2 separate regions of the Homo sapiens genome follow, and region 1 is linked to region 2. A link is a loop called in an ENCODE intact Hi-C map of the cell type or tissue named here. Cell type or tissue: heart right ventricle. All regions are shown on one strand. Each heading gives the region's core, and the rest is flanking DNA. Links, peaks and the distances in the headings are about the cores only. Region 1 has its middle 36 kb from the start of LINC02421. Region 2 overlaps DYRK2 (dual specificity tyrosine phosphorylation regulated kinase 2).

Region 1 (10,578 bases), core at 1,279-9,278, 100 kb before region 2:
AAAGGCATAGTCAAGGTTAATGCTCCTTTTTCTTTATCCCAAATCAGAAGCGTTTAGGCTCTTTTTCATCAAATATAAAAACCCGGCCCAGTTCATGGCTCGTTTGGCAGCAACCCTGAGACGCTTTACAGCCCTAGACCCTAAAAGGTCAAAACGCCATCTTATTCTCAATATACATTTTATTACCCAATCTGCTCCCGACATTAAATAAAACTCCAAAAATTGGAATCTGGCCCTCAAACCCCACAACAGGACTTAATTAACCTCGCCTTCAAGGTGTACAATAACAGAAAAAAGTTGCAATTCCTTGCCTCCACTGTGAGACAAACCCCAGCCACATCTCCAGCACACAAGAACTTCCAAATGCCCGAACCGCAGCGGCCAGGCGTTCCTCCAGAACCTCCTCCCACAGGAGCTTGCTACACGTGCCAGAAATCTGGCCACTGGGCCAAGGAATGCCCGCAGCCTGGCATTCCTCCTAAGCCGTGTCCCATCTGTGTAGGACCCCATGAAAATCAGACTGTTCAACTCACCTGGCAGCCACTCCCAGAGCCCCTGGAACTCTGGCCCAAGGCTCTCTGACTGACTCCTTCCCAGATCTTCTCGGCTTAGCGGCTGAAGACTGACACTGCCCGATCGCCTCGGAAGCCCCCTGGACCATCACGGACGCCGAGCTTCGGGTAACTCTCACAGTGGAAGGTAAGCCCGTCCCCTTCTTAATCAATACGGAGGCTACCCACTCCACATTACCTTCTTTTCAAGGGCCTGTTTCCCTTGCCTCCATAACTGTTGTGGGTATTGACGGCCAGGCTTCTAAACCTCTTAAAGCTCCCCAACTCTGGTGCCAACTTAGACAATACTCTTTTAAGCACTCCTTTTTAGTTATCCCCACCTGCCCAGTTCCCTTATTAGGCTGAGACACTTTAACTAAATTATCTGCTTTCCTGACTATTCCTGGACCACAGCTATATCTCATTGCCGCCCTTCTTCCCAATCCAAAGCCTCCTTTGTGTCCTCCTCTTGTATCCCCCGACCTTAACCCACAAGTATAAGATACCTCTACTCCCTCCTTGGTGACCGATCATGCACCCCTTACCATCTCATTAAAACCTAATCACCCTTACCCCACTCAACGCCAATATCCCATCCCGCAGCACGCTTTAAAAAGATTAAAGTCTGTTATCACTCGCCTGCTACAGCATGGCCTTTTAAAGCCTATAAACTCTCCTTACAATTCCCCCATTTTACCTGTCCTAAAACCAGACAAGCCTTACAAGTTAGTTCAGGATCTCTGCCTTATCAACCAAATTGTTTTGCCTATCCACCCCGTGGTGCCAAACCCATATACTCTCCTATCCTCAATACCTGCCTCTACAACCCATTATTCTGTTCTAGATCTGAAACATGCTTTCTTTACTATTCCTTTGCACCCTTAATCCCAGCCTCTCTTCGCTTTCACTTGGACTGACCCTGACACCCATCAAGCTCAGCAAATTACCTAGGCTGTACTGCCACAAAGCTTCACAGGCAGCCCCCATTACTTCAATCAAGCCCAAATTTCTTCCTCATCTGTTACCTATCTCGGCATAATTCTCATAAAAACACACGTGCTCTCCCTGCCAATCGTGTCCGACTGATCTCTCAAACCCCAGCACCTTCTACAAAACAACAACTCCTTTCCTTCCTAGGCATGGTTAGCGCGGTCAGAATTCTTACACAAGAGCCAGGACCACACCCTGTAGCCTTTCTGTCCAAACAACTTGACCTTACTGTTTTAGCCTAGCTCTCATGTTTGCGTGCAGTGGCTGCTGCTGCTTTAATACTTTTAGAGGCCCTCAAAATCACAAACTATGCTCAACTCACTCTTTACAGTTCTCATAACTTCCAAAATCTGTTTTCTTCCTCACACCTGACGCATATACTTTCTGCTTCCTGGCTCCTTCAGCTATACTCACTCTTTGTTGAGTCTCCCACAATTACCATTGTTCCTGGCCCGGACTTCAATCAATCCAGCCTCCCATATTATTCCTGATACCACACCTGACCCCCATGACTGTATGTCTCTGATCCACCTGACATTCACCCCATTTCCCCAAATTTCCTTCTTTCCTGTTCCTCACCCAGATCACACTTGATTTATTGATGGCGGTTCCACCAGGCCTAATCGCCACACACCAGCAAAGGCAGGTTATGCTATAGTACAAGCCACTAGCCCACCTCTTAGAACCTCTCAACAACATGCCCGAGTCAGGAAACTAAAATACCTCTTAATCTAAATAGACACTTTCACTGAATAAGTAAAGGCCTTTCCTACAGGGTCTGAGAAGGCCACCGCAGTCATTTCTTCCCTTCTGTCAGACATAATTCCTCAATTTAGCCTTCCCACCTCAATATAGTCTGATAACAGACGAGCCTTTATTAGTCAAATCAGCCAAGCAGTTTTTCAGGCTCTTAGTATTCAGTGAAACCTTTATATCCCTTATGGTCCTCCGTCTTCAAGAAAAGTAGAATGGACTAAAGGTCTTTTAAAAACACACCTCACCAAGCTCAGCCACCAATTTAAAAAGGACTGGACAATAGTTTTACCAGTTTCCCTTCTCAGAATACAGCCCATTTAAGCTCCTGTATAGACGCTCCTTTTTATTAGGCCCCAGTCTCATTCCAGACACCAGACGACCAACTTAGACTGTGCCCCCCACCAAAAAAAACTTGTCATCCCTACTATTTTCTGTCTAGTCATACTCCTATTCACCGTTCTCAACTACTCATACATGCCCTGCTCTTGTTTACACTGCCGGTTTACACTGTTTTTCCAAGCCATCACAGCTGATATCTCCTGGTGCTATCCCCAAACTGCCACTCTTAACTCTTGAAGTAAATAAATAATCTTTGCTGGCAGGACTATGCCGAATCTCCTTAAGCACTCTCTAATCAGACATCCTGAGTCGTCCCAATTCTTAGACCTTTTATACCTGTTTTTCTCCTTCTGTTATTCCATTTAGTTTTTACAATTCATACAAAACCGTATCCAGGCCATCACCAATCATTCTATACGACAAATGTTTCTTCTAACATCCCCACAATATCACCCCTTACCACAAGACCTGCCTCCAGCTTAATCTCTCCCACTCTAGGTTCCCACACCGCCCCTAATCCCGCTTGAAGCAGCCCTGAGAAACATCGCCCATTCTCTCTCCATACCATCCCCCAAAATTTTCCCAACACTTTACCATTATTTTGTTTTATTTTTCTTATTAATATAAGAAGGCAGGAATGTCAGGCCTCTGAGCCCAAGCCAAGCCATCGCATCCCCTGTGACTTGCACATATATGCCCAGATGGCCTGAAGTAACTGAAGAATCACAAAAGAAGTGAATATGCCCTGCCCCGCCTTAACTGATGACATTCCACCAAAAAAGAAGTGTAAATGGCCGGTCCTTGCCTTAACTGATGACATTACCTTGTGAAAGTCCTTTTCCTGGCTCATCCTGGCTCAAAAAGCACCCCCACTGGGCACCTTGCGACCCCCACTCCTGCCCGCCAGAGAACAAACCCCCTTTGACTGTAATTTTCCTTTACCTACCCAAATCCTATAAAACAGCCCCACCCTTATCTCCCTTCTCTGACTCTTTTTTCAGACTCAGCCCGCCTGCACCCAGGTGAAATAAACAGCCATGTTGCTCACACAAAGCCTGTTTGGTGGTCTCTTCACACGGACGCGCATGACAACCCCACCACCCCAAGGACAGGGACTGTAAACTCCCAACGGGGTAACCTTGCCTGCTGCCTAGATGGAGCTGATTTATCAAGATAGGGGAATTGCAACAGAGAAAGACTTTAATTCATGCAGAGCCAGCTGTATGGGAGACAGGAGTTTTATCATTCCTCAAATCAGGATAATTTAGTAGGTAGGGGGTCAGAAAGTGGGGATTGCTGATTCATCAGGTCAGAGATGAAATCATAGGAAGTCGAAGCTGTCCTCTTGCTCTGAGTCAGTTCCTGGTTGGAGTCCACAAGACCAGATGAGCTAGTTTATAGATCTAGGTGGTGCCAGCTGATCCATCGAGTGCAGGTTCTGCAAAATATCTCAAGCACTGTTCTTAGGTTTTACAATAGTGATGCTATCCCTAGGAGCAATTTGGGAGGTTGAGAATCTTGCAGCCTCCAGCTACATGACTCCTAAATCATAATTTCTAATCTTGTAGCTAATTTGTTAGTCCTAAAAAGGCAGTCTAGTCCCCAGGCAGGAAGGGGGTTTGTTTTGAGAAAGGGTTGTGATTGTCTTTGTTTCCACGCTAAACTATAAACTAAGCTACTCCCAAAGTTAGTTCAGCCTACACCCAGGTATGAACAAGGACAGCTCAGAGGTTAGAAGCAAGATGGAGTCGGTTAGGTCAGATCTTTGTCACTGTAATTATTGTCTCAGTTATAATTTTTGCAAAGGCAGTTTCAGGACCAGTCTATATTTCAGAGTGCTGATCAGAGGCTAAAGGTTCTGGAAGAAATAATAAGGAAGCAGCAGCCAGCAGTTAGGCAATGAATTTCCCTAATAACTCACTCAAGTGTTAGAGTGAAATACTAAAATCCTCTTCCTTCCTCTGGAGAAAAGAGAAATCTCTGTGCCGGCTTCCCAATAAGAGGACTGTTAGAACTGGTGAGTTCCTTTCTGAGACAGAGTGATGTATAATAAAATGAAGTTAAGTTTCAAGATACTGTTGCTCAGTGCACAGATTTTTGCTGCTGCTTCTCAGCGTTTCACGGGTGTCCATAATTTGGTAGAGGGGTTATATGAATGGAAGATGGAAAGGGTAAGGATTTTTGTAAAGAGCATCAAGTATTTATTCCCTCAAGGGTTCAAATGTGGGTGCTCTTGAAGGTGGGTCTGGTCCCACTCCTCACTGCAGGCCAACAAGGCTGTGATTATTTGCCTTCTGAAGTCCTGTGTTAGAAAAATGGTTTTCTACATTTTTATCAAGGCCAGAATCCCAAGAAGCACATTAGAGGTAATTCTAAATTAGAAGTGGCAGTGGTAGGGCTTATTTGTAACAAAAAGCATGACCTAAACTGCTGGATATCATCCTATTCCTAATGAAAAATGGTTGGGCACATGCAGTGAATTTCTCTGCTATCCAGCCCCGCCCAGGTTTGTGTCTGTTCCACTTACTACTGCCTCTCTTGGGTGGCCAAGGACCCCACCTTTTGTCCCACTCAAAAACCAGGGTGGTTTTTGAGCGGGACAGGTAGATGGGAGCTCTGCGGAGTCTCAGGTTGCAGACAGGTGTTCTTCTGCTGAGGGCTGAACCCCAGGCAGCTGTGGAAGAAAGCCTCCGTCCTGGCACAGGTGAGAACTGCCTCAAAGTCTCTTTGCTTGGGTAATGAAAAAAGAAAGAAAGACGGCCACCTGCAGCTTTGGCTTGGCTTCCATGTGGCTCTTGGCCACTGGCCATGCTCTGTCACCTCTGCATTCTTTTCTCCCCTCCTAGTAACCCAGATCTGGCCCTTCAAGGGCACCTCCCACCTAAGTCTTTCTGTTTTCCAAGAGGTAGGGTGGGCAAGATCTTCTACCCTACTTCCCCCCTCCCCCATAACACACACGGTTTTCTTCTTCACCTTTGTTGTTGCATAAATTCACAAGTGGGACACTTAGTTCCTCTCAAAGCCTTTACTTTTAATCCGAATGGACCCTACAAGTAAATAAAGAAACAAACCTGTAATTAGCCATTTATTTCCCTTATAGTTTTAGATACAGCAATCCCAATTCTTCTTGTATCAATGTGGAAGCCTCTAGCAACTACAAAGAGTATCAGGAAATATGAGGAAGGAAGAAAAGCATAGAAATTAATAGATCTCGTCTTGTACTATCTAATAGACACTATTACAAAAGGAAAAAATGGCATGCAATTGGCAGAAAACAAACACCAAGAGGCAGTTAACAGCATTACTTCAGGCTGGACGTGGTGGCTTACTCCTGTAATCCTAGCACTTTGGGAGACCTAGGCAGGAGGATCCCTTGAGTCCAGGAGTTCAAGTTTGCAGTGATCTATGATTTTGTACCATCACACTCCAGCCTGGGTGACTGTGTGAGACTCTGTCTCTTAAAAAATAAAACATTTTTAAAAAGACTATTTATTTTCAATAAAGCATAGATAAAAAAAAAGCTTTGTCAAAACTTCTTTCAATACCCATATTTGTAGCTCAAATGAAAAATTTAAAAAGAGGTTAAGAGATACTTCCCTCAAGTTCTTTCGGTGGTTACAGTTAATGTCACTAAATCATAACCTCAAAGCTACAACCGAACTTTAGCCAGCCTTCCCTACCCCATACAGGGTTGGGGAACATATCTATAGCGAAGGTTGGTACTGCTTTGGAGCTTTGCATGTCAGGAGTACCAGATCCTTTAAAAAATGTGGACCATGAACCTAGCATGTTCATATTTGTAAATGGTTTATATTAAAAATTAATATTAACAAATAAGGTTTCTTTACTTCATTCAACAATTATATTTTGAGTTCTGCTCCATGTCGTTCTTTATTGTTAGCTGATAGAGATAATGTAATGACTAAAGAGTTCCTACTCATTGGAGCTCTTAGTGGAGGAAACAGATAAATAAAAAGTAAAAATAAATACTGATTTTCATCATTACTATGAAGGGAATAAATAGGGTGATATGATGAGTAAGAGAATACCTGCCACAGGGGCATTATTTTAGAAAGTACAGTCTGAAGAGAAAGACCTCTCTGAGAATAGTACATTTTGAGTTAAGACAGGCCTGGAAGTACAAAGGTCCTGACATAAGAGCCAGTTTAGGATTAGGACCAGAAGCAATATCAGTGCAGGGCTTGAGTCTTTGGCAAAACAAGGGGAAGGAGGAGAGAGATAAGGTTGGTCAGTAGGGAGAGACCAGACAAGGCCACAAAAAAGTTGACATTTTAATTCTAATTTCAGTGGGAAGGCATGGAAGAGATTTTAGCAGAGAAGGAATGTGATCTGAATTCCAGGTTTAATGTCAACAATTTCTAAATTGTGCTCTAATTATTAATAACCATAGCTTTATCACCAATGCGATGACCATGTAGACACCCAGAAAACTGTGGCGCACCTGCATATCATCTTAGCCACTCAAGAGGCTCTTCCAAGTTTAGCCTCTTAAAGTTTGAAAATTCTGCATCATCAGGAACTGAGTCGTTTCAGAAGTTAACCTGTATCACAGAATCCCAGGTAGAAATGCTCCTTTCTTCTCCCTCTGGGTCAGCAGCTAGTAAGTGTCTTTCTCTCTGATTATATCCAGGAAAGTAAATAGCTCCTACAGCCAACCTAGGTACATGAACTGACCCACCAGGTTATACAGGACAGCAGTCACCAAACTTTTTGGCACCAGGGACTGGTGTCATGGAAGACAATTTTTCCATAGACAGGGTGGGGGGTGGCGGCGGTGCGGGAGGGTGTGATAGTTGAGGAGGGTGAGGGAAAGTGACGGTGAAATGGGGGTAGAGGGAGGGATGGTTTCAGGATGGAACTGTTCCATCTCAGATCATACCGGCCATTAGATTCTCATAAGGAGCACGCGACCTAGATCCCTCACATGTCCAGTTCACAATAGGGTTTGTGCTCCTGAGAATCTGATGCCCCTGCTGATCTGACAAGAGGTGGAGCTCAGGTGGTAATGCTCACTTGCCTGCTGCTCACCTCCTGTTGGGTGACCCGGTTCCTAGCAGGCCAGGGGCCAGTATTAGTCTGTAGCCCGGGGGGTTGGAGAGCCCTAATACGGAAGACCTGTTACCCTGATCTTGGTATCATATTCCAGGCCTAGGAAACTAAACTGGTAAAGACAAGCAAACTCCCTATTTCAGACATCAGGCCTGGGAATAGACTGTTTGTAAAATGGTACCTGAAGAATATAATGATTTCAGCAGCTGTGCTTTGGGTGAACTTTCTTCCCTCCGATTTTGGCTAATATCTTGATGGCTTTTTTACAGCTTCTGATACCACAGCTCATTAGCACTTAGTGAAAACATCTATACTGAATTCTTACCTTCCTGAGTCTAACTTAACTTCTGGTGACTTGGGGGTGAAGAGAGAGGGGGCTGACAATATTTAATTTGGAATGGGCTGAGATATATTTTTGTGGGTAGATATTTTTCTCTGCAGGATTGACCACCTAAATGTTCAAGAGCTACAAATGAAGAATGACATGCTTCCCATGCCATTGGCAAGGCCTCAAGGGTCTCAATAAAGCATCACTTAATATTCATGAGGTTTCTTTCATGCATGCCCTCCTTAGTCTCAGGCTACAGAGCGGGTTAGGTGGAGGTGCTTATGAAGTACTCTCTGATGAACAGAAGCATAAATCTTGAGTTTAATTAGTAATGCTATTCAGCTCCAAGACGAGCTGACATGCCCTTTGTAGGGCTTTGAGTTGGTAAAGCCAGGGGATCAATATCACTTTAAAGGTTGTTTCTCTCTGTTCACACATAGAGCACAACAAAGGAAAGAATTCTTCTAGGAAACAGCAGAGAGATCAGTTTCTTCAAAAGTGGGTGAAGATGTAGACAATGACCATTTTTCACAACAAACATCAGCAGAACAATTTTGTGTTTTAAACACAGATTTAATGGGTGGGTTTGTGTGAATGTGTGCATTTGGCAAAGTTCTCAAGAGCTGTTCTTTCTTCATGGGGGAAGAAAAGAAACTCTCAGCAAAGGCCAAGGAAACTATTTCAGCTAAGAAAGGAACTGCAATGGTTTGTAATGTAACTCATGAAATAATTGTAGCCAGAGCCAGAAAATGCAGTCATTGGGAAAGCCTCAGTAAGAATAAGACTGTGAGGGGCCCCAGACAGCTGTGCTTTCATCTTTACCATCTCTACTACAGGAAAATGACCTTACAACGACTTTCAAGACCTATATTTCTTTATGAAAGAAACTATTAGCGGGAATAAGAAAATTATAGACGGGGCCTAAAAATGGAATAGAAGAGGAAGTTCTTTTGAGTTTACTTAGAAAGAAAATAATTAAACTCCTTTGAAATTATCTTTTATCTTAAAGTACAAAAGAGGCCCTTGGGGAGGGAAGAGACCATAAGCAGGACACATGGTCAGATCAGGCCTTCACAGGCCAATTGCTGAAACAGATGAAATTAAAAGCCATTGATTTAATTAGGTCACCTTAGCACTTTGATCAGGGAGACCATTTACCAAGTGTGACGTTGCTCGATATTTGGCTATTACAACAGAAAGAAGAAAAGACGGATCAGTGGTTGAAGAAGCGCTCATGGATATGCACAGAGACAAAGTGTATAATGAGCAAGTGAGTGTTCCCTGTGGTTGCTGGGGTCTGGATTTGCGTTTGCTCTCCTCAGATGCCCTTCTCTGCCTTTTTCTGTCCTGTTCTGTACCGCAGAGGCGGCTAACTCCTACACACTGTCTAGGCTACTGGACCATTGGCTTTCTATTGGAATTGCGACTAGAGAGTGGGAGGAAAGACAGATATGGGTATTTTCCTCTGCTCTGCCCTCTACTTTCACTGCTAAGCTCTGACAAGGCAGCATCTTCTCAGGCCACTCTCTCCAGGCCTCTAGTTCTCAGTGGGCTCTGGGAACACCATTCCCCTACCTTTCAGCTCTGCAGGTGATAATGGTTTTCTGCTCTTGCTAATCTCTGGTTGCCTCACCATCTCCCTTCACCCTACTCACACCTTTCACAATAGCCCCTCTTACATTTGCTTCACTCAAACCTCTGGAGTTGAACTGTTTTTTTCTGCCAGAACACTGACTCATATAGTCCTAGATAACTTGTCACACACACAAAAAGACTACAATTGTAATCTAAGGCAAATGGCTACAGTATACCATTGGTACCTTATTTAAATGCAATGCCTTCATGTGGAAAATAACATGACATTAGTACAGAGGTCAGATTCGGAGTTTGTCGTTTTCTCATTGTTTTCAGCAGGGGTCCATGATCTTTCTATAGGCATAACAGAAGTCTGGGCCAGAGCTCCAGATATCCATTATAAAATCTACATTACTAGGAACCCAGAAAGATAAAACAAAACAGCAGAAGTTAGTTGTAGCAAGTTTTCTGAGTAGTGTTAATGTTACAGTCTTGCGAATGCACCACAATGTAGCAGTCTCTTGTTGTTTCAGGTATCCCAGGGTTCTTTGCCTCGTGACCAAGAAAATTAAGGAGCGTGGACACAAAGGGTGAGGTTGGAATGAATGTTTAATAAGCAAAAGAAGAAAGCTCCCAACCAAGGAGAGAGGGCCCAAAACAGGGTTGCCAACTATGAGGCTGAGTCCAGGGTATGAATGGACTGGGAAGGGGAGGAATGTGCTGACTGGTCTGCAGGCTGTTTTGGAGAAAGCACCACTTAGAAAGAGGTATCATAGTGTAAAGAACCAATTGGAGGCAAAGGCGAAGGTTTGGCTTGGGACCTTGGCCTGGGACCAATCAGAGGCTGAAGTGATGACTCAACCTATGTAAATGAAGACTTAGCCCACTGCCAATTACAGAAAGGTAGGCATATGTAAAATAGGTGAAAAGTAAGAAACCAGTAGGTGAAAATAAGTGACTAAGGCATGC
Region 2 (10,578 bases), core at 1,151-9,150:
GGGGAGAGGATTCTGCTGCCTTCTCAACTCAGTTCTACTCACCTTGCAGTTAGCAGAGAGATTGCCAGTGTTACCTTTTGGTAAGGGTGATCTTGCTCAACCTCAGCTTAAAGAGGACTTTGTAGGGGCAGTGACATCTGGTCTGGGCTGAATCTCACAGGATGAGGCAGAGATTGGCAAATGCACTCTAGACAGAGACAGCACATGTGTTGTGGCTACAACAACATGGCACATTTGAGAAAAACCACAGGACAAGGCCTACCTTCCGAAGAAATTATTCTCCCTTCTTCACACTGCCACAAACCCAGTCTCTTTGCCCATCCTTTGCATTATGCCAAAAATTATACACGTAGGTGCTCAGTAAATACTGGATGACATACGAATGAATGATTCATGACATCCCTCAGTTAAAGCAATTTGCTTCTCCTAGAATATCCTTTTTCTCTCTCTCAATCTGAATTCCATCAAGTCCTGGCTGGAGACCCACCTTCTGAAAGCTATTATTATCCAAGAGCAACACAAATGACCTGCACTTATTCTGAATTTCATCTTTCAATGTTCTAAACTTAATATTTTCTGTCCAATCTTGTCTTCCTAATTAAACATAATGTCCTCAAAGGCAGGGATTGATCTCCTCCTTCTCCTCCTCTTTCACTTTTTATAATTTTTTTTTTGTTTTGGTAAACTCAAATATGCCAAATCCAAATATACCATCTTAGAGAGTAAAAGTTTAATTTCTATGAAAGGAAGGGAAGAAGAAAGGCAGGGAGGGGGAGAGGGAGTTTGCCTTGCTTGCTCTTGAGCTCCTTCCTCCTTCAGAACACCACATTCAGCCACTAGGCCACAGCAGCCTTTGCTGACCTCCTAGTCTGTTTTTCTTTCTCACGAATCTAGTTGCCTCCCTCTCCCCCTCCCTCCCTTCTTCCCTTCATTCATTTTAGTCTTAATATAAAAACTTAATATGTAAAATCCCCCCACCCCATTTTTATAATCTTTTTAAAATTTAAAATTTCCTGAAAAGAATTTGAATGAATGAATAAACAAGATTCTACTCAAAGGCTTCAAATCTTCAGCAAAAGATAGTATACCAGTGCTTCATACTTTGTAACCAAAGGCATTAATTTGCAACCCTTTCTTTTCTTAAACAAGTAAGATACTGTGATTCCTTTTGATGCAATGTAGCAAACCAGACACAAATAGCAACAACAACTTTTCAGACACAAAGAGACATCACTGTTATTTCTACCTTAATGCAGATGGGCCTGGACTTATGAAAGGGCTACTTCCTGATAAACCCATCCGAAGTTGAAAATGTTGTAAACTGAAAGTGCATTCAATACCAGATAAACCCATCACAAACTCAAAACATTTTAAGTTGACCTATTGTAAATCAGAGAGCATCTGTTTTTCTGTATCCTTATGAGCCCTCAAATCCATTTTCTTTAAATGTCCATCCCCATCCTGTGGGCCAGTCTGCCATATCTTGCAAACACTTCCAGTTGGGCTTCCTTCATCTACTCTTACCCTTCTCAGTACTTTCCTATAAAGACAGCCAGGAAGAGCCAATCTGCTCATGGCATTTCCTCCTCAAAAATCTCTTGGTGGCTTCCTTACTTATAGGGTAAGGACCAAAATCCTTAATAGCACCTACAGGGCTTGGCATGTTCTGGTTCACCTCATCACTTTCGTTTCACACCAAATTCTCTCATTCTCTGGGCTCTGGCCAAGTGGCCCTGCCTTCAGTTGTTCACCTTATTTCCTCTAGCTAGCTACAGGGTCTCTATTCATGCTCTTTGTTCCTCAGCTCAAAAGCTATTTGTTTCCTGGGGAAGCCATCTTTGATCCATACAACATTGCACACACACTCAGCACAACATGCTTTTTCTTCACAGCACTTACTACTTTGCAACTATGCAAAGTATTTGTTGTATAAAATATGTATTTGTTCATATAATTACCCATGTAATGTCTGCCTTCCCAACCAGTCTAAAAACTCCCTGAAAAAGGCACTGTGTGTTTTGTTCAGCATTATATATCCCTAGTGCCTACAAGATTCTGGGCTGTAGGAGGCTTATTTAATAAATATTTGACAAATAAATGCCATCTGCATTTTCTATATATATATTTAAAGCTACCCTAGCCAAAATTCTGATAAACTCAATTTTACAGACAAGGGAAATTAAGTAGGGTATTCCTCTTCAGATAAAAAGATGACAAATTCGCCCAAATGTACTCATACATTTATTTGCTGCTGGTCCACATAAATTGCTTATAATTAGTTACATTTCTCCCAAAACAATTGAAAACAATTCAGTAAGCTTTACTTAAATGATTTGGGGCTTTTCATGGGCTTTTGCTTTGCAAATAGCATACTTCATTTTTACAAATGAAGAAATAGCCTTAATATATAAAACTCCTCAAACTTAGGAGGGGAGATAAATTGGGATAAAAAGCAAGGAAAGACACAATATTTTAGTTTGTAAAATTGGTTTATTTACAAATTGGTATTTTAAAATTGTATTTGAAATTTTTATTTTTATATATTTCCCTGGCAGGCATTCTATATTTTCTTAAATATGGAGGCAAAGGATAGGAAACCTGAGTAAATTTAAGAGATTTACCTGCTGCTACAGTCAGTAAAATTTAACTTTTAATCCCTGAGTATCAGTAAAGTGTCAAAAATAGTATTTTCATACTTTCAAATGTAAAAAAAAATTTAAGAACACAGAAAATAAAGAATGAAGCTACTATAATTAGCCTCTCCACAAATAACAATGAGAAGTCACTCTCTTACAAATTAACTGAGGGTGTGTGCACATGCATTAAGTTATTAGGTGCACTTAGACACTACGATGCTCTAGTCCTCAACTTTTTAGTTTGTCCCATTTGAAAAATATTCCTGGAAACTGATATGTAACTTAAATAATAGAAATGCCCATTGCTAGCTCAACTTCCCCCCCTTTCTAAACTTTTGTGTTTTATGTATTATGGATTTTCCCTTACTGTCCAAGACCAAAATTACCTGATTACAACCTAAGCCTCAAACTGCAATGTTTTTGTAGTCAACTTTGGAGCAAGTCACTTCAGTTTCCTCAAGTATCAAATGAGGATAATTATAGCTCATAGGGATGTATAAGGATAAACTGATGTTCATCCAACATCATGAAATCTCCAAGGAGCTTTCTATGTAAGGGGTAATGCTCTTCTGGAACATGTGATACAATCATAATATATTCTTGCTGCTCCTTAACGACAGATGACTTAATACTCCTAAAATGTCAGCTTTCTTCAGAAGAGTTAATATTAACTCATTAGTTTCCTCATTAAGCTTCCTTGAGACACATGGGAATGGCAATTATGCTCCCACCCCATATATATATATGAAATGTACCGCAGATATTAAGGATATGACCATAGCAAAATAGTAAGTCAAAGTCAAACCAAATAAGGAAACAAACCAAAGACTTCGCAGTAAGATGTAATTTTCTTATGTATGTGCAACACACTGGCAGTCATTTTTCATTTTGGACAGTGCTAAGTATTACTAATGACAAGGGTTTATCTGCCTAATAACCCAAAGGAAATCAAGTGTAATTCAAACTTAAGAAAAAAAAAGAAAGCCACATATACCTTCCTCAAATCCCTCTTAATGCTCTTTTCAAAACATGAAGCAGTCAAATCAATTTCCCCTTCTAACAGACCAACACTAATGTCAACTAGGGACATTTTCTAGAGCTAGTTTGAAGACAACTTCGAAGTTCCAAGAATATTTATTTGTGTAGCTGTTCATTCCAAAAGGGATAGGACTGTAGAGACTCAAACAGAATTGCACATTGATCAATTTTAAAAAGCGCTTTTGAAAGATCTGATAAAAGGAAAGAGAATGAGTAGGAACTATAATCTCCTGAGTCAGTCAGTCAGATCTGGACAAGAAATTTTAAATTGACATTGCCACTTTAGCACCAATTTTCAATTTTGTACATAATGCACATCTCTTAACACTTACATTTCTAAATATATTGGATTTTGGGGTTAGTTTGCTGATTGGGTTTTTTGCACTGGGTGTGAACTTTAAGAAGCAAGATTAGCAGTAACAAAAATCTATGGCCCAGGCTATGACGAGGCAATTGGGAACTCTTATGGCATTCCCTTGTTTAAGCATATCCCAGTATTGATGCAGGGAGCCACACTAAGTAATTCCTTGGCTGTTGGTAACAGAAGGGAAATAAATAATGATGTGAGGTAGTTCTTTCCACAAGAGGGTAATATCTGACTACACAATATCCCTGCAATGTCTGACGAATTACTAGAGCATCTGCTTGCTGTCATCTGTAAGTAAACTCTTAGCTTGGTACTAACTGAACTTGACAAATCATGAGCTAATTGCAGTTCCTAGGCCTTATTTTCTGAGCCAACCGAGGCAGGAGACACTACAACACAAAAAAATGTGAACCACAGAGACCACCAAGTACAAAAACTGCAAACTCATAAGCATTAAAAAACATTGGGTGGAACTGGTTAGAGCACATTAGAATAATTTACCAGAACTTGTGCAGAGAAAAGAATGAAGACTGGTGGGGAATAATTGACAGGTTCTGCTCCCCCAGCTTAACTATCATTGTGAAGGTTAAAATAAAAGAAGATATGAAGCTCTAGCATAATAAAGAACACAGCAGAGGCTATATATAAAAAAGTTAACATAAAAATCTGACAGGTGAAGGAATAGAATATCCTGGGAAAAGCAAGAACTACTTACTAAAACCTTTGTTTTTCCACTTGGAATCTGCATACTTATATTGAACTAATAAAGTATTGCTATGAACAAACTAGTAGAATGAATTATTTTAACTTCTCAAGACCCTGATATAGAGCTATCCATTTTGCATTCTAAACCCTCTCCAGGCTAATTGACAAAGGATAATACCAGAAATAGATCAGGAGTTAAATTATAGTTAGAAAGGGGAGAGAAGTAAGGTAGGACATTAAAATTTTATTCTGAAATTATCTCTGGCCACAACAATAAAATTTAACAGATATTCACTAAACAGTCTTACTCCTGTCATCAGCTGTATAATACATACAGTATCATAGAACTGGCCACTAGGATTAAAATCCACTAGAACATATTTAATGTTAAGTGGCGACAGCAGCATCTCACAGAAATTTTTACATACATATATACACAGTCCACATTCAACCATTTTCACATATTTTCAGTACACACAGTTGCAGCATATTACAGTCACGTGTCTAAGTTGTTGCTCGATAAAAACCCAAGCCACTGCCTAGACAGAACTGTAGCAGTTGAGCTGAGTATAATTACAATTAATTTTATGTATGTCCATAGCAGAGAGATGTACAAGCCCCTAAGAAACAGAGTTCACAAATACTTTTTTTAATGCTATTACAGCATTATGTTGGGCAATATTAAAACCTTTACCGAGACCAGATCAGTTTTTTTAAAAAGTCTTCTGCTTACCAGAAATATTTTTGATGAAAAAAATTACAAAAATGAATGCTCTCCTTAAAATAATTCACACTTTAGGATTCCAATATGGCCCAATGCTACTGATGCCTAAAGTGTTTTCTAACATTCTGATGGAGTCATTTAACACGACCCCAAACCACCCATTAAGTTTAAAAGTGGCTTAAGTGCCTTGCACCCAAATTGTAAAAATCCCTGGCCATCCTTACTAGAGCCAGGCACATATAAAAGGAATGCACTTTGGTTCATACCAAATGCCCTGGGATTAATCACACTATAAAATTAAATGGTTTGAGGTAAATTTTTACAAATACAGTTGATTTTTGTCTAGTGTTAGCATAACAAAAAAAAAATGTAAAAATCAGTCTGATGTTAAGATACAACAAAGACCATCTTTAACCCCTTAAATATAGGAAGTCCTTGTGTAACACTACCTGATGGTTATCTTTTTTCAGTGCCTGAAGATGAGTCATGCCTTATGGTTTCTATTAAGGCCTGTAACTAGATATTTAAGACAGATGTATCTTTGCAGAGATGGGTTCCATTCTTACTGACTAGAATTCGAAGAGTTAAAGAGGCCAAAAAATGCATGCCCTACAACATGGCATTCAGAACAAAAGGCACATTGTTAACACTAAGGGCACAATTTCTCCTCTACCGTTAATCTACAGTGTCTTGCACCACTCTGTTGTTCCACTGCTGTAGCAATATATTTAAGTGGTAATGAACACGCTGGTGGTGCAAGAAACAGAGCCAAATGAGACTGCCAAAGACAAGACAACACTGTGCTATTCCTAGATCTGAAAACAGCTCAGACATCCCCAAACAATGGTAACCTGTGAGACCAAAAACTGTTTCCAAGCCAACTCCTAATAGCCTATCAGAGCCTTCATTAATTTATGTTTTAAAATCACAAAGATGCAACATTTTTCTTTTTTTGACATGACAATCAAACTAGAATTTTATTAAAGCAGCTCTATTACTAAATGCTGAGATGTGGCAGCTCTTGTGAATAAAAAAATTTCACTGTATTTGGAGGGAAAAAAAAAAAAGCCCTACAGTGCTGCACATTATTATAGTTTGGTATAAAAGTTTCCGGTTTCCATTTATAAATAAAGATAGTCTCAAATTCATTGCTGGCATCTTAAGAACCAGTTTTGTGCGGTGGGGGAAAGACAAGCAGTATTAGTCCATTTATAAATGTTCACATGTATCGTCATTTTATAGGGAAATTAATAATGGCAGGCTCAGGTTTGTATATTTAAATGTAAATGTGAAGATAACTGGAAATGGAAGAGGAGCATTAGAAGAGCAAAACAGCATTATATGTTTTTATTGATTTAATGACCTAAAGAAGCTAACCATCATTAAGAGGCTGGTGGTCTTACAAAGCCACCAAACCAAGTCTTATACTTCTCATGCCTTTAAGCCAAAATCTAATATACAGATCTTTAAATTCTATAAGCCATTGATTGGGAGTATTGTCACATGAGCATTATTTAAAATGTAACTTACTAACATATTATTGCACTTCCACAGATTACACAGAAATGTGTATAATATGCTAAAAAATTTGACTAAGGGAAAAGAAGCTATAATTTCTAAACACAGAAGTACAAATTAATTTATCAGTGACACCTTAAATAGTAAAGCAAATATCACTATTTTAATAAGGTAACCTTATTACTGGTTTTTTGGCAAATATCTGAAATATTTCCTGAGCATTTTTTTCCACCATCAACCAACGAAGCCTAAATTAAAGTGTTTTTTTCAAACCTTTTTTTTTTTCTTAAGATAAACTGTAGGATTATTATTAAAGAACTTAACCGGAAACTTTCTTGGCCTCACTGGGGACCACGCTTTTAAGTACTTGTAAATCAATTTACAGGTAATACAATAATCTCTGTGCATATATAAGCTTACTTATCCTAATCTGTACTACCCAAAACCTATTGTCCAAACAGGCAGAAATCTTTCTATATTAAATTGCACATACTAAAAAATTTTTTTCACGTGCCTTGAAATTGATATAGATCATTGCTCATACATTAGTGATAAAATACTGAAATTTTCACTGTGAAAATAATTATTATTCAGAGAAGAAAATATTCTTTTACCAAACTCTCAGTTACTTTGCCAGATAAAGTGTCATTCCCACAAAAACAATCAGTGCAATCCAAAAGAAAGTAAAATAAAATAGAGGAATGCTATCTCTGGGGTTCTTCTAATGATACGAAGAATAAGTCAAACCATTTAACTTGAGGTTGAACTTTTCCTCCTCTAAACGTGTTGTTAACATTGGCCTTACTGAACAGCCAAAGTGACTTCTGTTCGTCCAGAGGATTTTCAACCCTCTTTCTTTTTAAAGAAAGAGTTGATAGTTTCCCAGGCTGAGAGAACCTTACAGTGGCACCTGAAAAGTGTGAACTCACTCTAATCTGCTAAATCTTCTTTGGAACTATGGAAATCCCCACCTTAAGTAGCTAGGCTGCTGTTCTTTTTTTAATTGGAATATGAAACAATGGTCATAATCACAGCTGAAATGTCTCTTTTCTGTATTAACAGTCTGGGATACACAGCTGAAGGAAGAAGACAAACTAAATGCAAGCAACAGACGTGTGGTATTAAAAGAGGAACAGAGAGGAGAAAAGCAGAGAAAAGGGAGGAACAGTTCATGGAATACAATTCTAAATTTAGGTGCAAAAGCAACTCTGTAATATGAGGCTTCTTTACAAAACAGCTCACCGATCATACTAGAAAATTTGGAGGAACACACACGTTTCCATTCCCATTTATCCACTAAAAGCTGCTTTGCCGGCTTTTAGAATGTCAGAATGCTAACTGGGCAGTTTAAACCTTGGGGATCTTATTTTGTATTTGTTTGAGCACTAGAGGAAAATCTCTAAGGTACAGTTTTTCTTAGAATGTCACTTTGATTCTGACCGTTCTCCTCCCACTACCCCCAACACCCAGATTAATTTATGAAAAACGGAAGCAGGACATGCTACACCTGTGCATGGACCTGGAGCATGGAGGGAAAAGGAGGGCCTTAAGGGGCTGTCACCCTGGGGAGGATATAACATGAACCATAAAAACATAGTGAATGTCTTTGACACCAATCTGTAAATGCGTGGCAGTCATGAAGTAATCAGTGGCCTGCCACTGATGTTATTATTCTGCCACACTAAATACAGTAAGGCTCATTGTACTTTTAGAACACAAAAAGTTTCTGAAAGTATAAAAACTTAAAGCATTGTCCTCATGTATTTTATAAAAACAAAATGAACAACTTTCTTACATTAAAATTAAGTGCTGAAAAGATACAAATGAGTAGAGTTATTGAGCAAATAAAAACAGGTCTGAGCTACTCCTTTTCAACCCAGTAAGGCTCAGCAATGTCGTATCTTTCAGGTTACCAGCATCAGGGGACGTGAGCTCAGCTAACAAGTTTTGGCAACACTGTCCTCTGCTGAATATTCCCATTGGCATCTGTCATCTGCGCCAAATTAGTCCTCAGTTTGGAAGCTGAGCTAGAAGGTGGAGGTAACTTGGATATAGATGTGATAGCACCGGTGCTCTCAGTTATCCTTTTCACTGACGTTTTCTCCCCGGTGGGAGGCTTTGGCAACCGCCTCCTCAGCCAGGGGTGCCGCAAAGCCTGGCCTGGGGTCATGCGCACTGCAGGATCCCACTCTAAACACTGTTTTAAGAAGTCAAGGAAAAGGGGATCATCACACCCCTTCAGCGCGTTCCCCCACTCTCTGCTCTCCGGTGGGCCCCTCAGTTTCCCCCTCCGGGAACGGCCTCCGTTTAGGACCACAGAGCCATCTGAGAGAGTCGTGACAGTGCAGTAACGGGGATAACCCTTGGAGCTCACAAAATTTTTGGCTCGTTTGGATGCATCCAGCAGTTTCTGTGAGGGCATGCCCAACAGTTCAATCATACAGGCCAGCTGGTCCCCTTCATCTTCCCCAGGCAAGAGGGGGTAACCCGTCAGGAGCTCTGCTAAAATGCAGCCCAGGCTCCACATATCAATGGGCATGCCATACCTGGCCCCAAGGATCACTTCTGGAGCCCGGTAAAAACGCGACTGGATGTACGTGTAGACACGCTGATGCTCGTAACAACTGGAGCCAAAATCAATTACTTTAATACCGCTTCTACCCTGCTGCTTTAACAAAATGTTCTCGGGCTTAAGGTCACAGTGAATTATTCTGTTTTTGTGCAAAGCATCCAAGCACTGCAGAATCGAGTGGGCAAACTTGCGAACCAAAGGCAGACTGAAGCCCTGGAATTTATTCTTCTTGATGAGCTCATAGAGGTTCATGCTCAGCAGCTCAAACGTCATGCAGATGTGGTTGCGGAAGGTGAAATTCTCCAGCATATGGATGACATTCATTGTGTTATCCTTGTCCTGCTTCCGCAGGTGTTCCAGGATTCGGATCTCCTCCGCTGCTTGCCGGTGGAAGCGCTTCTCATTCCGCACCATCTTTAGGGCCACGTGCTGGTGGACTTTGTGATCGTAGGCCTTGACCACCTGCCCAAAGCTCCCCTTCCCAATGACCTTGAGGACCTCATACCTGTAAGCCACGTGATCGTGGGGCACCTGCACATATGATCCCTGGTCATCATCATAGCCACCATTGTTGGGCCCACCTGTCATGCCCTGGCGCTTCTTAGCATTTAGACCCAAGAAATATATTTCAGGGTAGCTGAAAATCTCATGGTGTTCGAAGGCTGTGAGTTTTTGCATGTATTGCTTCATTGCTTGTTCAGGTGTCATGGGGGTGGCTTTCACCTTCCCCATGCCTTCCATGGACTTTAGAGAGGTGGAGCTCCCCTGCCGTCTATGAATGCTGTCCAGCTGCCGCTCTGGCACCACTGGCAAGCCCGTTTTGCCCACTGTTGTAAGCCCATTTGGTTGTGTCGTGAGCACTGTCCGCTTGTTACTGTTATCCTCAAACAACTGTTGAACCTGGATCTGTCCGTGAGCGTGGCTGCCGACATGCAGGTGATCATTCATTGTGTGCTTACTGCCGCCAATCTGGAATTCAGACAGGAAATATAAATAGAAAAGAAGTGGTGTCTGTTCA

The links. A loop is a pair of places that touch in the nucleus more often than their neighbours do. Peaks named below come from ENCODE experiments on the same cell type or tissue, not always from the same donor. Only the 100,000 strongest peaks of a DNase experiment are listed, where the experiment ranks them.
Region 1: it touches region 2 in a loop (2.0-fold over the local background); 5 of 110 quality-filtered maps call a loop at or near these places.

Annotation. Positions count from the first base shown.
Region 1 is chr12:67,759,953-67,770,530 of GRCh38, reverse strand. No RefSeq gene overlaps it. Among named protein-coding and RNA genes, the nearest start is that of LINC02421, 36 kb to the right of the region's middle. RefSeq lists an enhancer at 2,775-3,498. In heart right ventricle, for the core only: no CTCF peak of the experiment used is centred there; no DNase peak of the experiment used is centred there; H3K27ac peaks cover 257 bases.
Region 2 is chr12:67,657,057-67,667,634 of GRCh38, reverse strand. DYRK2 (dual specificity tyrosine phosphorylation regulated kinase 2) reads right to left here. Exons shown (of 3, transcript NM_006482.3): 3 at 2,229-10,529. The coding sequence ends at 8,922. Among named protein-coding and RNA genes, the nearest start is that of DYRK2, 14 kb to the right of the region's middle. In heart right ventricle, for the core only: a CTCF peak has its summit at 4,261 (motif pointing right); no DNase peak of the experiment used is centred there; H3K27ac peaks cover 7,232 bases.